Linked DNA regions of Homo sapiens: all the other regions are linked to region 3. The links are chromatin contacts, found by Hi-C or POLR2A ChIA-PET in ENCODE. All regions are on one chromosome and are shown on one strand. The core of a region is the stretch at or near the end of the contact, and the rest is flanking DNA. Distances in the headings are between cores, read along the strand shown. Region 1 overlaps PTPRC (protein tyrosine phosphatase receptor type C). Region 2 has its middle 18 kb from the start of PTPRC. Region 3 holds the start of C1orf53 (chromosome 1 open reading frame 53).

Evidence for each region. A loop is a pair of places that touch in the nucleus more often than their neighbours do. ChIA-PET counts read pairs that join two places held with the same protein, here RNA polymerase II (POLR2A). Pooled maps may share reads with other maps.
Region 1: POLR2A ChIA-PET joins it to region 3 with 12 read pairs in OCI-LY7. The contact joins the enhancer-like site here to the promoter of C1orf53 in region 3. POLR2A ChIA-PET finds 5 or more read pairs at or near these places in 2 of 52 experiments (OCI-LY7 and naive thymus-derived CD4-positive, alpha-beta T cell).
Region 2: a loop to region 3 is called in a map of naive thymus-derived CD4-positive, alpha-beta T cell, with 4 times the contacts of the local background. The contact joins the enhancer-like site here to the promoter of C1orf53 in region 3. A Hi-C loop is called at or near these places in 1 of 168 maps with a recorded cell type or tissue (naive thymus-derived CD4-positive, alpha-beta T cell) and 5 of 50 pooled maps. POLR2A ChIA-PET finds 5 or more read pairs at or near these places in 1 of 52 experiments (activated CD4-positive, alpha-beta T cell).

What each region holds. Positions count from the first base shown.
Region 1 is chr1:198,655,407-198,658,364 of GRCh38, reverse strand. The region is part of intron 2 of PTPRC (protein tyrosine phosphatase receptor type C); the gene reads right to left. It overlaps PTPRC-AS1 (PTPRC antisense RNA 1), which reads left to right. Exons shown (of 3, transcript NR_199042.1): 3 at 544-812. Among named protein-coding and RNA genes, the nearest start is that of PTPRC-AS1, 10 kb to the left of the region's middle. Within about 2 kb of position 1,629, at least 15 of the 41 ENCODE cell types and tissues checked have a DNase peak (open chromatin) inside an H3K27ac peak, as active enhancers do; they include OCI-LY7, where a contact is called at or near this core.
Region 2 is chr1:198,619,939-198,622,977 of GRCh38, reverse strand. No RefSeq gene overlaps it. Among named protein-coding and RNA genes, the nearest start is that of PTPRC, 18 kb to the left of the region's middle. Within about 2 kb of position 1,322, at least 10 of the 41 ENCODE cell types and tissues checked have a DNase peak (open chromatin) inside an H3K27ac peak, as active enhancers do.
Region 3 is chr1:197,901,102-197,903,929 of GRCh38, reverse strand. It overlaps C1orf53 (chromosome 1 open reading frame 53), which reads right to left and starts at 1,300. Exons shown (of 3, transcript NM_001024594.3): 1 at 1,017-1,300. The coding sequence starts at 1,280. RefSeq lists silencers at 846-1,095, 1,266-1,415.

The DNA.
Region 1 (2,958 bases), core at 380-2,879, 750 kb before region 3:
AATATTTTGCCATTTTTACTATCAGATTACCAGTCATAGTGTCAGTCTATCTATACAAAACATGCTAAAATATTCCCACGATACCAGATTATCTCATAGAATTATAGAGCCTCATCAGTTCATGTGTATCATTATTAATTCAACAAATATGTATTTAAAGGCTACTCTGTAACGATAGGCACTGCCTATACAAAGACAAAGGAAAACATCTCTCTCTCTCTGAAAGGTGCTTAAAGCAGAAAGAAACTAAAAACCAAATAAGGAAGGGTATTCCAATGAGACAGACCAGAAAGATGTCCCTGTGGGCATGTAGGATGGCTGAAATGTATATGTGCTCCACATCTCTCCCCTGGAAAGGTGAAAAACCTGTACTGTTGCACAGAGCTTGGGCACAGTTTAGTTTAACACACATTCATCGAGTATTGAATCATAATTATACTATTTTTGTCTGTGGAAGAGATGCCACAAATGCATTTTTTATGGGCTATAAAGAAAGCCAATGTCAACAAGAAACCTAAAAAAAATGTGTTTGTGTTCATTCAGGAGTAAAGCAGAGACATTCAAAGATGAACAGCAATTCTGAATGGAAAGAGGCCAGCTGTAAAACGTCATAGAAGACCTGCAGTAGAGATACAATCCTGAGAAGAATATTTAGCAAGAATGGGGTTTCAGATTTCTGGTATTTCCATATGGGTGGAGATTGAAGAAAAAAAAGAAAAGAGCAAAAGTTTTCTCATAATGTTTTGCAACTTCTGCTTCCGGGCCCAGTCAGAGCCCAAAAGCAGCAAGAGAAGTAAAATGAAAACACTGAACATTTTTTTTGTTTTGTTTTGTTTTAAATAATAATTAATTTTCACTCACAAAACTGAGTATACTTAATTCAGGTATGTTTGAGATTTCAAATGAATATCTATAGTGAATGCATTTTTATTTAAAAGGAGAAAATGGTTTATTCTTGACATCCTTTCTTAGCTTAGAGAGAAATAAAATCTTCAGAAAATAGTGGTGGCTTACAAAAGTTGGATTTTTTTAAAGGAATAAAATGGAAAGCACGAGTAATCTGATGATAATATTCAATAACAGAAAAAGTTCTTGCCACTAACACTTTATCAACTATAAACATAAAAACCTACTTTCTTAAAGATTAATTATCTACACTGTGATCAGCATAAATGCACAGCTAATTTTTTTCTGCTCTAGTAAGTGAATATTTTGGATTTCAGAATGAACTTTGCTTTACTAGAAAGAGGTAAATCAAAATATTTAATCTACATAGGAATACATACAGTGTGTGTGTGTGTATATATATATTTATATATATACACTATATGTATTAAAAAAAAAACCTCTTGATTCCATCCTATGGTGGAGTTAGAATGTTCTATTAACACAAGTAGATATTTCGTTTTAAACAAAACTGATTTTTTTTCCTACACTAATTTAATCTCCTTGCCTAATGTTCTTTAGTCCTCCAACAGGTCTGCCTACTTAAACAATTTCTAGTCACAGGATGTGGCTGCCACAGTTTTATCTCCATCTGGCAGAACATAACCAACCTGCTTGAGCTCTCAGCTCCTGTTTTATAGCAACTAAAGTTTCCTTGTTCACCCGCTCCCCCACGCCACCTCCATGACGTGCATTTCTCGTAAAACTACAGATCAGTAAACTTCCTCAGGGAACTTGCAGTAATGTATGACAAAAAAAAAAAAAACAAAAAACAAAAAACTAGTAGCCCTGTGATGTGTAGCAGAATTCATCAGACTAGCTGTCTGTTCTGGCACTGATTGCCAGGCAAGCTTCCATTGTGCCTTCATAGCTCATACACAGTGCACTTTCCCTGTATTAGGCCCTTGTAGGTATCTGGATCCATGGGCAAAAACTTGAGTAGGGGAGGGAAAGAAAGGGAAGCAACAATACCTTTTAAGTCAAAAACTGAGAATAATAGATTGCTATTTCTTCTATATGCAAAGGATGAAAATATACCTATGACCCTTTTCACTGTGAAATGCTTAATGTTTGTTCTAGCAATTCTTACTGGAAATGACTGCCTTACACAGTTGCAAATGTCTTAGAATAGTATAGTGAACATCTATGATTGGAAATAAGTCCCTGTTAATCTTTCAAATAATGACCAAATTTTTGTAACCTCTGGTAGGTACAATTCGTAAATACATGGATAACTCTTACAGGACAAAAATTACATCCTACTTATAGTGAATATATTTTTATATCATTTTGTTAAAACTTCTTAAATTTTTCTAATAGTTAATACTTAATTGTTACTACAAAATTCTCACCTGTGAATCTTTTAAGTTTTTTAAAAATTATGTGATATCTCCTTTGTTCATTGTATAGAGTACCCAACGAACTTCATGGTGAGTGATGCTTAGTGGGTGCTTTCTGATGAAGCATCCAGTAGTTTAACCAACTGGTCTAGAATAGCACAGTGTTACTGCTGGGAGCCATAAAGAAATTATTTCAATGAAGTTTGTAGTTTTCAGTTAAGGTGGCTAGGGTAGGCAATTTTGCCCTCAGTTGACATTTGGCAATGCCTGGAGACATTTCTGGTTGTCACAGTCAGAGCAGGTTGGGTAAATGTGCTGCTGTGTCTAGTTTACAGAGGCAGGAATGTTGCTAAACATCCTACAATGCCCAGGTCATCTCAGTTCTCCAACTAGATTGTCCACAGGGTCAAGATTCAGAAACTAGTCTAAGCTGTAAATCTCACTGAAAAAGAAACCAGGCTTAAAGAAGTCAAGTCACTTATTGAATACCACATACCAGAATCTCAGTCTAGTGAAGAGGAATTAGTAATAGAGTTAGGATTCAAAACTTGTCCCAAAATGCCTAATCCAACATTCATTTCATTGTATCAGGCCACAGAACAAATACCTCATAATATGCTGGAGGAATTCTAGACCAAGTTCCCTCATTTTTGGTGTAACAAAGGACAAGTCA
Region 2 (3,039 bases), core at 73-2,572, 720 kb before region 3:
CAAATATTTTTAGACTTATATCTAGTATATTCAAGGCACTGGCAATAGGACCCAAGAACACAAAAATAAGTAAGAACAAAGTGCACATTCTACAAGCAGAAGCTCAGTACCAAGTAGTGAAACAGACTTATAAAAAATAATGAAAATGGAGTGTGATTAAATTGTCATGGCATTGAGACCTAAAGGAGGAAGTGATCAACTATGCTTGAGTGGGCAGTAGAAGGTGCACAGGGGACACCTGTGAGCTGAGTGGGGGAAGACAACAATTAACTTCCAAATAGGGGGTTAGCAGGTAGGAATGCAGGGAGGTTTCCAAAAGAAACATCTCATTTGAACAACTGTAAGTACTTTCTTTAGCAGGCACATAATATGCAGAAGAAGAATTTGGAGAGACGAGCTATACTCAGGCACTGAAAGATCTTGAATGGGATCCTCAAAGATTTGGATTTCAATCTGTGAGCAATCAAGGATCATAAGGCATTGTAAGCAGGAGAGGCATAGGGGAAAATTTATTTTTAATAAAAATCATTCAGTCAGTAGCACAGGATGGGCTTGACTGAGAGGACAATAATCATGACACCACGATGAGGATAAGAACCAAGGAAAAAGACATGAAGCTGTAGTAGGAGCCAGAGGTGAAAGCTATTAAAAATGCCTCATCAATATGTTTGGGACTGTCAGCAGGAGGGGAGCAGTGAAAAACTCCCAGATTATCCCCAAGCATTTAGAGTAGTCAAACTGGTAAGATACAGCTGATGTGGATAAATGTAGTTATTTCTCCATTCTTGCTTAAGTCTGATTTCTCCTGTTTTGCATCTTAAAATGCTTCCTTTTTCTTCCTCTCTGCTACCAATTCATCTCTATTCTCCCTCAACAAAGAATGTACAGCTTGGTAACAATCTAATTTGTTTTTTTCTTTCATCTTCTTTATGTCATGACTCTTTCAGCAAACTTTTAATTGATATACTTTTTCTCTCTCTCCCCCTCCCTCCCTCTTCTCTCTCTCTTTCTTTTCTTTATTTTGTCCATGCACTCACAATGTGTCTCCTGACTTAAAATTCCAGGAGGGGTGGGATGTGGAGTAGAGATGTGGTGGAGATTGCTCAGACTTAAAGCCTGAGCATTTTTCAGGCTGGGTCCTCTACAACATTTTGTCCATGTGGTATCTCACCAGCACATAGTGTAGAAAGTGTCACCTTGGCCTACAAGATGTAAAACAGCTAATGGAGGGCTCAAATGTAGCTCTCCACAAACTTCTCTCTTACTTTTGATGTGGGCGGAAATGAGCTCTGCCTAAAATGCTCCATTGGTTTCGCCCCTCCTAGCTGGGTGGTGCAACTGCAAAGAATGTGCTGTGAACCTTGTGAGCGAACATTTGAGCGCCACAGATCCATGACCTGTGGCAATAACTTAGGAAACTATAAAACCAGAAGCATAGTGACGCTAACAATAGGAACTTGGCCTTTCCTTCGTCTTACTATGGAATGCCTTCCTGGCCCACAACTCAAAGGTGCCCTTAGAGTAGCATCTTCAGGAGTGCTGATGCACTTCCTTTGTGATGAACTAAACAGCCTCTACTGTGCTGCAGAGCAAGAGTGAGACAGGAACATGTGCTCACAGGAAGTCAGTGGTTCCCTTTTTAACAATACCTGCTCCCAGTTCAGCCTTTTATAACTGCCTTTCAGAGCTTTTATGTGTTGGACAGAGAAGCTGGGCTCTACTCTACTGTCCCTCCCCTCCTGTGGGACTCCTTTCCAGTGGCTGGGTAGAGGGGAGTTTGCTGGGGCAGGAAGCAGCAGAGGGAGTTCCACAGCAAAGGATGAGACTCAGCGCAAGCTCACAGCTGTGTGAGCCAAGTTCAGTGCCTAGCTTAGATTCCACCTGTGGTTGTGGTAGGGGAGGCCAGCGGAAGTGTAATTCCTTCCGCATGACAGCCGATCAAGGTTCATATGTATGTGACATGCATATTAGGGCCAGCAGTTCCTCCTAAACAGGAGAGGTCCTCCCCTCCATGACACACACACATCCTGCCCTTAGCTAATATTTACATGCTAACTCTGGACAATTCTTCATTTAAATAAAAAATGAATAATTTGAGGACACCTGAAATGGGTTGAAAATGTCTGTTATGCTTAGAGATAAATGAGTGATGACACCATGCGGTTGATTATCTCCACAATGGTAAAGAAATAATTTAAGAGAGAAAAACAAGGTGAATAGGACCAGATCAATGACAAAACTGACCTTATCTTCTTAAGTATATTATGAAGGAAAGTACATATTTTCATCTTGGCCACCTGAAGTGAGCTCTGAAGGAACTCCATTCTTTAGATCTATACTTGTGATCCCACTGATCCCAATGAACAAAATTCCTTGAGGCCTGCTCTTTCATTTGTTTCTCTGGAGCACAAGAACCAGGTCCATGTTTACTGTGTTGGAAGACAGTGATCCTCGGCCTGATAGTCTGTGCTGATATATTTAAAAGAATGTAAGTAAATCTACACTTTTCAAATAGAAGAGGAAGTATTCACGCAAATGTGTAGTGCCTCCCTGTAGACGGATATGATCAGCTATTTTAGCTGCAAGTTTACAATTGTTGACATACTATAAAGACCATACTCTCAAGAAAGCATCAGAAAAATTCACTAGTAGTGATATAGTGAATGGTAGAACTAAAAATCAAAGATCTAGGATCTAGTCTTTTTACTGCTATTAATTAGCTGAGTGGTGTTCTACAAATTGCTTGACTTTCTAATCAAGTTAGCAAGTCTCAGTTTTGTAATTGCCAAAACAAATGATTTAAACTTCAGAATCTCTAAGGTTCATATATGCCAATATTTAAATATGGAAAACATTATCTTAGTGTAAGGGCCCATTTCCCCTGAATGAAGGCATATAATGCACAAAGACAATAACAGCACAGCCAGGTTCTGGAGCTGTTTACCAGCCAAGGTGAATCCATCAACTTCCTTTGACACTGTAAGGTGTCTTCTTCTATATCAGTACCCGAAAAAACTCAAGGATCCCTCCTCCGTGGTC
Region 3 (2,828 bases), core at 51-2,550:
ATATTGCGAAGTATGAGAACAAATTATATACATTATTTTTAAAAGGAGAGCATAAACAAGAACAATCAAAAGCTGCCAGTCACTTCCTAATGAGTCTTTATTCAGTTTCAGCACTTGAATGGGTCAGACCGACAGTGGATTCTCAGGGCCTACTAACTGTCATTATTTAAATAAGTCAATTTTAGGCAACCTCCGGGATTTTCTTCTCTACCCCTTTGGCTCAAGTCATACCATATAATATTAGTCCCATCAAGTACTGGAGGCACACACACATAGCTTATTAAATGGGTTCATTTCATACTGCTTTTCTATCTTTATTATAGTCAGTTTCTCTTTTTTTCTCACTGTTTCTTTTGTAAAGGTAACCATGCTGCCTTTAAACTCACGCAGACTGTGTTAGAAGGCGTAAAGGGAGAGAAGTTTAGATACTGGTACTAACAGACAATTGTCAAATCCGCAAAACAGGAGAAAACAGCTGAGTGTCTACAAATGCCAGATTGTAGTTCCCTCTGCTCCGTTAAGAGTTAAGAGAAAGGACAAGAAGGCAATGGAAAAATTAAAATAAATGTGTCAATGTCTTTTTTTCTCACTCTAAGAATCACTGGATTGCTAAGTGTTCAACTGACAATGCAGAAAAACACACAACACATTTTTGTTGTGACTTCTCAGTCCCTCCACCTTCTCCATCAATTCCTTAACACCCCCTTCCGCAACACACACACACATACACCACAAAAGAGTGGTAGTGGGTCCCACACTGCGACCGGAGTTTAGCTCGGACGCTGATCGGAAAACAAATCACACTCATACTCAAGACAGACACAGGTTTCCCGCGAAAATGTCGGGGCTGGAAGTTCGTGTGCGTGCGCGAATGTCGCCCGAGGCAGGACCGCACCGGTATCCAGCAACCTTTGCCTCTGCCGGGCGGCCTCCGGGTCCGGAGAGGCCCGGGATGCGCAGGCGCGCCGAGCCCGGGGCGGCCGCGGCGGGGCGGGGCGGGCAGGAGGGAGTCTCACCGCGCAGGCGGCAGCGTGCAGCTCCGCGATCTGTCGCTCCGCCGCGGTTAACTCTTCGCTCACCGAAGGCCTCGCCGCTCTCTCCGGCCTACCGGGCGTGCTGGGCGCGGAGCCGCCGCAGTTTCCCTCGTTAGCAGGGCAGAGGGTTAAGCTGAGCTGCTGTCGGAACCCAGCTCTTACCCAGAGAGGTGCTGGCGGCGGGGCGGCGGAAGGTTGCCTGCAGAGCGCGGCACCCGTCCGTGCCCAGATCTGCCTGGCCGCCATGCCGCCGCCGGCCTTGGGAGGCGGAGCACCCGGCGCTGGGGCCCGGAGGGGCGACCAACGCGGGCCTGGGCGCGGCGAGCCGGTCTTGGGCAGCTCGTGGCCATCGCTGCGTGGGGTCGGTTCGCGCTGCCGTGGCAGCAGGTGGAGGCGGACGGACTGAGCCTTCTGCCTTCACCAGCGGGCCCGCTGCGGAAATAAAATGGGCTTTTAAGGCAGCTAACGAGGCTCTGATGAGCTGCCTGGACGGGGAAGAGCCTGGTGTTTCCACATCTTTGGACTTAAATTCTAAGCTCTTCCTTCTTCCCCCGCGCCCACCCAGCTGAAAGGTGGACATTTTTTGTTATGTCAGACTGGACTTGGGATCATTCAGTATAATCTCCACAACTGTTAAGATCCCAGAAAGTGATCAAAAGACCCGAGGTTTGTGAATAACCACCTTGGGCCTATCCAGAAAAGGCTGAGTGTTTCCAGGTAGTATGTGATAGGAATAAAGGTGGAAGCGGAGCCTTCTTTGCTTGGTTCTTTGGCCCACCCTAGAATAAGGGCCAAAAGTAAAATCGCACACTGAATAAGAAAAGGTGTTGTGTTCATGTTGCTGAATATTTACAAAATCCAACCTAAAACTATTATCTCCTTTCTGATGGATGAAAGTGATCTTGATACCGTCACATAATTGTATTTGAGAAAATTACGGCAAGCCCGGGAAGTAATTTCAGGTGTTAGGATTAAATTAACACCACCCCATCTTCCTACCCCCCGTCTGGGTTTCAAGAAAAGGAGGGCTGAAGAGTACCAATTTTGTTAGTGCTCTTCAATACTGGGAGGGCAGGAATTGATCTTTGAGGACAAAAGTAGATTATTCAGTTGTACAGGAGAAAGGCGACTAAGCCACTATAGACCATCACTACGTGTTTTTTGGTTTCTGTGTTTACCATGCAACCCTGTAGTCATATTTTCATTTTCTTAAATCTTAGTAGGAGGTGATTGAAACAACCCTATTGGTTCATTAAAAATCTCAGTGAATTAATAAATTGGTATTATATTTTGCAAATTGATTTTCTTTTTGTTGGAATAAAAAATTAGGATCTGGAGACTGTTAAGTAATCTGAGGAGAGTTTAAAATCTGGAAAGCGAAGGAGGGACCCTAGAGAAAGCTGTGGAAGAGTGGGACCAAACATGAGATCACCAAAAATGAACAACTGTGATGTTATTCACATTCACCATAAGTCAGGTCCCCGCACCAACAAAAACCTGAGATTGATTTACTGCATTGTCTTTAAAATTAAGGATCAGGATCCACTAATAGGCCATGACATCGATTCAAAGGGTAGAGACAGCATTTTACAGGAATGAAATAGACTAGACCAGATTTAAATAGAAAATAAATGGAACTATCTTATATAGATACATATCTTATATAGATACATATGTACAAGAGTACATATTGTTACATGAAACTTCTTTTGGTGAAGATGAGAGGGTGGAAGTGGACTGTACAGGGCTTGAACAACAGAGATCTTGTAGGTAACAGAATAATTCTGTATCTTG